Linked DNA regions of Homo sapiens: all the other regions are linked to region 1. The links are chromatin contacts, found by Hi-C in ENCODE. All regions are on one chromosome and are shown on one strand. Each heading gives the region's core, a stretch centred on a gene start or an enhancer-like site at or near the end of the contact. The rest is flanking DNA. Distances are from core to core; before and after follow the strand shown.

What was found. A loop is a pair of places that touch in the nucleus more often than their neighbours do.
Region 2: a loop to region 1 is called in a map of Caco-2, with 2.4 times the contacts of the local background. The contact joins the promoter of TRIM51 here to the promoter of OR5L1 in region 1. A Hi-C loop is called at or near these places in 1 of 168 maps with a recorded cell type or tissue (Caco-2).
Region 3: a map of GM12878 shows a loop between it and region 1 (2.5-fold over the local background). The contact joins the promoter of OR5W2 here to the promoter of OR5L1 in region 1. A Hi-C loop is called at or near these places in 1 of 168 maps with a recorded cell type or tissue (GM12878).

Annotation. Positions count from the first base shown.
Region 1 is chr11:55,809,945-55,812,644 of GRCh38, reverse strand. It overlaps OR5L1 (olfactory receptor family 5 subfamily L member 1), which reads right to left and starts at 1,278. Exons shown (of 1, transcript NM_001004738.2): 1 at 169-1,278. The coding sequence starts at 1,178. The coding sequence ends at 243.
Region 2 is chr11:55,881,897-55,884,596 of GRCh38, reverse strand. TRIM51 (tripartite motif-containing 51) reads right to left here and starts at 1,300. Exons shown (of 7, transcript NM_032681.4): 1 at 1,213-1,300.
Region 3 is chr11:55,913,213-55,915,912 of GRCh38, reverse strand. It overlaps OR5W2 (olfactory receptor family 5 subfamily W member 2), which reads left to right and starts at 1,331. Exons shown (of 1, transcript NM_001001960.1): 1 at 1,331-2,263. The coding sequence starts at 1,331. The coding sequence ends at 2,263.

The sequences.
Region 1 (2,700 bases), core at 29-2,528:
ATAATACTATTGCTCATATCCATTTAAACATTATGTATTTATTTTTTAAAAGTTGGCAGCAAATTTTGAAATATGTTCAATCCTACTCCTTAAAGTTTAAGAAGCACAAAGATAAGTGAATCAAAAAAGACTCGCTTATAACTACTGAGCTCCTTCTTCTCTGTACTCCAACACTGTGCCTCTCCCGTGAACCCCCGCCTGCCACTACTTGGGAATCCTGAATTGTGCTAATAAAATCTTCCCTAGGAGTGAATTTTGGAGCCCATCACTTTTCTGAGAGCTTCTTTCACATCTTTATTTCTCAGGCTGTAGATCACAGAGTTCAGCATAGGAATCACGACTGTGTAGAACACGGTGGCCACTTTGTCAGCATCTCCACTATTGCCTGAACTGGGCCTGCAATAAATGGAAAGGACTGTTCCATGGAAGACAGTGATAGCTGTGAGGTGGGAAGCACAGGTGGAGAAGGCTTTGTGCCTGCCCTCTGCAGAGCCCATCTTCAGGATGGTGGTGAGAATTAGCAGGTAGGAGGTGAGGATGATCATGATGGTAACACTCTCATTCAAAGTGGCCACCAGGAACAGCAGTGTCTCATTCACAGTGATATCAGAGCAAGCAAGACTTAAGACAGGAGGTAGATCACAGAAAAAGTGGTTAATCACATTAGATCTATAGAAGGGGATCCTAAGAGCTAAGCACAAATGAATCAGAGAACACACCGTCCCACAGAAGTAGCAGCAAGAAGCCAGCTCCACACGCACCTTCCAAGACATGGTGACTGTGTATAGCAAAGGGTTACAGATGGCCACAAAGCGGTCATAGGCCATCACGGCCAGCAGGAAGACCTCAGTGACCACACAAGTGCAAAACAAGTAGAATTGCACCATGCACCCTAGGAAGGAGATGGCTTTGTCCTTGTTAAAGATATTAGCCAACATTTTTGGCACAATTATTGAGGAGTAGCAGAAATCTACAGAGGACAAGTGGCTGAGGAAAAAGTACATGGGGGTGTGGAGCCGAGAGCTGACCTGAATCAGTGCAATCATGCCCAGGTTGGCTAACAACGTGACTCCATAGATGAGAAGGAACAGCAGGAAGAGGCAGACTCTCAACTCAGGGACATCTGATAGTCCAAGGAGAATGAACTCAGCCACAGTGGTGCAGTTTTCCTTGCCCATGTCTCCAATTTATATGAGATTGGAGGAAAAGAAACTTAAAAATTATTCTCCATTATATAGTCTAAATTTTAGTTTTGGCTGTATCCTGTAAAAAGACACCAGAAAAAGTAGGATAGTTTATCTTATCAGCAAAGAATAAAACTTTTTGTGAAATTTTAAAAAGTTCAACTTTGTATAACACAAATGCATAAACTTAGTTTAATTCAAAGATCAAACAAAAATATTAACGTATATATGAATTTATATTGTTCTTTTAATTAGTCTTTGAGAATTGACAGCTTTTCACTGAATCATTGGGAATGAGGTCAACTTACTATTTAATTAGCCTCCTTACTCTTTCAAATTCAAATCCCATTTTCTTAGCCAACTCCAAATATTGGGATCCTAGAAAATAATGTTTAGAATCTACGGCACCTCTCTCTGAATTTTTCATTACAGTGATGAGAAATACACTTATTTAAGATGTTAGCAGTCAAGTGTTTGCATTTTATTGATATATTTTAGATGAAGAAACTCATTTTATAATCTGTATTAGTATTTTCTCTGTAAAATTAGTATGGTGATTTGGTTAATTACATTTTTCAATGTCAGCCATGGTTTAGGGAATTGGTACTCTTGGGGACAACTTACTGTAAGTATGACTCCACAGTCTTAAAAAATTATGTCTTAAATAAATTTACTGCTTTCAATCTATTTGAAGACCTGATCAAAGATGTGCATGGGAAATTACTAAGAAAACTTCCCACTGCTGCATTGCAGTATTGTTTGTAATATTAAAACTTAGAAATAAAATATCAAATAAGAGAAAGATGATCACATTTGTAGTGTATATAATATAAAAGCATGCAGTCATATAAAGGATAACTTTAAATCATCTTAATGATATCAATAAATGACTGTGAAAAGGGATAAAATACTTAAAAACAGCCAGAATGTAGAGAAAAAATAGTATATAATAATGTATAATATAAATACATATATTTATGCCACACACAATCGTATATTTAATCCTTACAACATCCATGAACATAAATATTTATTTTAAAAAATCTGTTAACTTGTCTTACTTCTCCCAAAACATCATTATTAGTGAGTGAAATGGGGAAAGACGTTGGAATTTTTAAAATTAGGGACACATACTTTTTAGACCTTTGACACACAGCAAACGTAAAGTGAGGGTGAGAATCTTGTCATTCTTTCTCTTCCTGACCCTTGATACGTTCATACATCATTGTAGAAGCACCAGTCAAGCACTCCTGCAAGAAAAAAATCTGGACTAGAGACCAACACAACCAGACATTTTTCCCATTCTTCAACTGATTTCAAAGATATGCAGCATGCATATTGCTAAATGCCAGGTTGAAAATTTAAAAAAATTGTTTTGATAATATGGTGTTTTCTCTTAAAATGACCAGGAGAGGTGAGTTGTGTATCTTCCCCTGAGTTCAAACTAATACACACTTTTGAAAGCCCTTTCCTGCTTTCAAATCTAAAGAAAAAAAAAATCAAGCTGTTAATTGCA
Region 2 (2,700 bases), core at 51-2,550, 72 kb before region 1:
CCTCAGTGTGGGTGGACACTATCCAATCAGCTGGTAGCTCAGACTGAAGATAAAGGGCAGAGACAAGGCAGTTTCCTCTCTTTCTCCTGAAGCTGATTCTAACTCAGCCAGGATATTGGTATCTCCAGGACACTACCTTAATGACAGCCTATGTTCAACTTCTCAGACTCCATAATCAAGGGAACAAATTCCCCTAGTGGACTTCCTCTCCTGTACAGTGTCATGTGTAGAGTGAGGACAGATATATGATCTGAGGGACGCGTTAGACAGTCTCGTTATTGTTTGAACATCATAGGGTATACTTACACAAACCACACCTATGGTATACAGTATAGCATATTGTTCCTAGGCTACAAACCTGTATGGTATACGATAGGCAATTGTACCACAATTGTAAGTATTTTTGGTATGTGTATATATATATATATATATATATATAGTTATAGTTATGTACACATCCTATGGTTCTGTGTCTCTGGAGAACCCTGACCAATACAAACTGTAATCTTTGCCTTGGCAGTTTGAAGTCCTTTACCTTACTCTCTTTTACTAAACACTGCTGAATTTAAGTGCCAAGAGTGAAAATTTAAGAATTGCAAATATTTTTCAGAGGCCATCTGAGCCATTTCAAGGAATTTTTCACAGTTTCATCTGAGGTAAACCTCAATTAAAATGACAGCTAGTATCAAGTATCAAATCATTCCTTATACAGTTATCTGCTAAACAATCGTGTTTTGATTTCTAAGCTAGGGTATTTTGGAGAGCATTCTTATTTCCTTTAGTATCACCATTTTTAACTCATCATTGCCTCAGTAACTTAAAATCATGTCTAAAAGCTTAAGGTTATGAAAGCACAACATTTACAGTATTCAATAATTATCCTTTTTTACTTAATTAAGTGTACCAATATTAGTACATGCAGTACACATATATATGTTTTAATATGAATTCCATATACCCATGATGCATACAAATCTATTGCAGCAAACACTAGATATCTAAAATTTTTCAAAAATATATCAAACACTTTTGGAACACACAAAATGACAACAATAACCTCATGTCATAACCTCATGTCATAAAATGAATAGCAATAATATGAGTTACAAATAAGATCATTCGGTAAGTTTAGACAGTTAGATATTTTTATCACTGTAATTTACTATTTTAAAGGAAGAGAGAAATAATTTTCTCCATAGAAGTTGCACTCACCCCAAGGTTCTATGAATGTTTCCTGCAGTAATTCTTCCAAGAAAAAATTCTTTTAAGTACTCCCCAAGATCAGGAGCTCATTCCCTGCAGAGTTGACTTTCAGAGGTCATCACTTGAATGCAGTTAACTCTAAGTGCTGTCCTCCTCTGGAGAAATATGAGCTTGTCTCTTCTACATCCATTTAGGTGAATCTTTGAAGACCACAACCACCTATTTAGTGATATTTAGGGTATTAAGAAAGGTGGAGACAGAGATGATTAGGTTTATGCAATATTTAGTACACGCCTTTTCATCACTGATTAAATTAGCATCACACTATCATTGTAAAAACCACTGCCTGAATGAGGCATATCTATCATCAATCTTATCAGAGTAAACATATGCTAGAAATTAACTAAGTTGATTAAACTGTTTCTTGAGTTTCTTCCCAAGGCACAAGCATTCCTCTAAGTGCACATTTATTTATTTATACCAAAGAAAGTTTCACCCTCTGGAGTGCAGTGGCACAGTCTTAGCTCACCGCAGCCTTGAATTCCAGGGCTCAAGTAATCCTCCCACTTCAGCTTTCAAAGTAAAAAAGACTAGAGGTTTATGCCATTGCACCTAGCTAATTTTTCATTTATTCATCAAAAATATTTTTAAAATTCTTAGGTGATTACATGTGTTACAGTGACCATCCGGATTAGAATTAGATTAGGTTTAAAATGATGAAAGAATCTGGGAGAGGGGGCAGAGTGTTGGTTGTTAATTAGCACATGGATCAAAGGAGATTACTGATGTGTTTAGAAGCCACAACATTGACAGAATAAAAGCCGGAACTAACAATCCAATGGTAAATCTCTTTACTGTGGTATTTGCTGCCATTTCTGCTCCATAAGACACACCTTAACCACTTTGTCATGGTATCTGCAGTATTCTATTTTAGTCTAAATAGCATTTTCTCTCAAATGCATTCTATTTCTCTCTCCTTCATCTTCCCTCCCTTCTTTCTTCCAGCTGTATTTTTTCACTGGAGAACATTAGTAGAATGTTCTCCCAAATTTCAGATTTCAGATACGCATCTGTAAAATAATCTTATGGAGACACATTTTAATTGCTACTGAATACTTGGTTGTTTTCATAAGTTCGCAGCATTACTACTGCCTCCAAAAAACGGTTTCCCATTTCCACAGCTAATCTCATCATTGACTCTGCCATCCAAGTTTATTCTGTGCCACTCTGGAAGAATCTGGAAAAATACTTAAAATACATTTTAAGTATTCATCATGCACATGTATTGCATTTTATTTTATATATGTTCAGGTGAATATCTTTCTCCACTAATTGTTTGCATTTCAATTCTTGTATCATGTTTTTTGAAACACAGAAGTCCTCATTAATATAAACCTACTAATTTTTTTAATTGTTAATTTTTGTCCTGGTTAAGAAATCCTTATGAGAATATTGTATCATGTTCCCCTTACCTTCAGAACTGGAATCTATTTGGAA
Region 3 (2,700 bases), core at 82-2,581, 100 kb before region 1:
CATACCAGAGGTAAGGACAGAAAGACTTGCTCATCTCAGGTAGGTTTCTGAATGATCAATTTAAAGGACAGAGGAAAAATTTTGGAAAAATAAGAAATCATGTATTAAGGAATTTACAAATGAATGATTTTATAGATGCTTACTCAGTTGAAGCACCTCTGGAATCTAATGGCCAAACAATGATATTTTCTTATTGGATCTGTGTGAATTTGACTGACCTTACTTGTCATTGTAAGAGGATAATATAGATTTCACCCATTTATATTTTAATCAACCTTCATAAGTAAATCATTACTTTAAAAAATCACTGTACCTGTGATATTATTTTAGATGTAAATTTAAGATAGGTTCTAGATTTACTCAAATAATAATAGAGGTAACACATTACAGATATTAATTTATGAAAATTCAAGTTCTTAAGGTACATGCCATAATATTTAAGTCTAGAAGAAATAACAATCAGACCCACCCCACATTTCAATTTTCATATAACAGACACACACAGGCACACACACACACACAAGAGTAAGTGCACATATAACACAAGCAACAGAAGCCTATATATTTCAGAAACACTTATTGTTCTTCACATTTTGATTTTAATGAAAAAGTCAATTATAAGCAAATATAAGTAGTCTGTTGTTCACACTTCTTTTACCACTTACATTTGGCTTTTGTTTTTTAGAACCAGATAAGTCATCCAAATGGATTATAAATGCTGTGACAAACCAGTGATGATGAGTAACAGTTAAATAAAACATTTTTCTTTTCCAGTAAGCACTAACGACACCACATCAAAAACAGTACCATAATAATTTTCTCTTATTAACTTACATGTAATATCACTGTCAGTGGTAGAAAAATGTATATATTTCTTGAATAATGCAATAAATATGATCCTTTTTTGTCAAATATATGAGATGCTTAGTCCGGTATGTTCTGGCCCTTGTGACTCTAACTATGGTGTTTCTTTCACATCCTTTTGGATCTGTACTGAGCTTTCAGTTTAATCAAATTGACTGCCTTAGATTGTACAATAGAAGCAAAGACAAATGATATATGTCAGAAATTGCATGTAAGTTTAGATTCAAAGTTGATCAACTTCCTTTGGCAGACACTTTTAGGGTTTTTTTTTTTTAATACAGTAATAATGCCTCTTTGAAAGTGACACTCACCTGGGATACTTTTTGAGGGTAAAGAAGATAATTTACATAAACAAATCTTGTTCTACTTTACAGATAATTTTTTTTTTGATATCTTGGAAAGTCAAGTTCTAGACTGTCATTCTCGTAATGATTTCTGTAGCAGTTTGAAACAAGAACAAGGAAGAATGGACTGGGAAAATTGCTCCTCATTAACTGATTTTTTTCTCTTGGGAATTACCAATAACCCAGAGATGAAAGTGACCCTATTTGCTGTATTCTTGGCTGTTTATATCATTAATTTCTCAGCAAATCTTGGAATGATAGTTTTAATCAGAATGGATTACCAACTTCACACACCAATGTATTTCTTCCTCAGTCATCTGTCTTTCTGTGATCTCTGCTATTCTACTGCAACTGGGCCCAAGATGCTGGTAGATCTACTTGCCAAGAACAAGTCAATACCCTTCTATGGCTGTGCTCTGCAATTCTTGGTCTTCTGTATCTTTGCAGATTCTGAGTGTCTACTGCTGTCAGTGATGGCCTTTGATCGGTACAAGGCCATCATCAACCCCCTGCTCTATACAGTCAACATGTCTAGCAGAGTGTGCTATCTACTCTTGACTGGGGTTTATCTGGTGGGAATAGCAGATGCTTTGATACATATGACACTGGCCTTCCGCCTATGCTTCTGTGGGTCTAATGAGATTAATCATTTCTTCTGTGATATCCCTCCTCTCTTATTACTCTCTCGCTCAGATACACAGGTCAATGAGTTAGTGTTATTCACCGTCTTTGGTTTTATTGAACTGAGTACCATTTCAGGAGTTTTCATTTCTTATTGTTATATCATCCTATCAGTCTTGGAGATACACTCTGCTGAGGGGAGGTTCAAAGCTCTCTCTACATGCACTTCCCACTTATCTGCGGTTGCAATTTTCCAGGGAACTCTGCTCTTTATGTATTTCCGGCCAAGTTCTTCCTATTCTCTAGATCAAGATAAAATGACCTCATTGTTTTACACCCTTGTGGTTCCCATGTTGAACCCCCTGATTTATAGCCTGAGGAACAAGGATGTGAAAGAGGCCCTGAAAAAACTGAAAAATAAAATTTTATTTTAAGGAAATAGTAAAAATACATGTTTATACACACAAAAATGCATATTCATACTGGTGTTTTCTTCAAATTATATATTATAACATAAAGTTGTCTCAAATACCCTAATTTAATATAATACATATTTTACTCAGCCACAATCTAGCAATTCTCTGGAATTGTCTAAATATGCTATTTTTTTAATGTGTTTTCAATTTAGGTAAGGTAATTTCTCTATATTTGAAAAATGCTCCAGTCTTTGAGTTAGTGGGGCAAATTTTTATTTGTTTAATATATATTTCAGAGTAATTTTTCTTTTTTTCTTTTCTTTTTTTTTTTGTGATGGAATCTGACCCTATTGCCCAGGTTGGAGTGTAGTGGTGCAATCTCGGCTCACTGCAACCTCCGCCTCCCTGGTTCAAGTGATTCTCATGCTTCAGCCTCCCGAGTAGCTGGGATTACA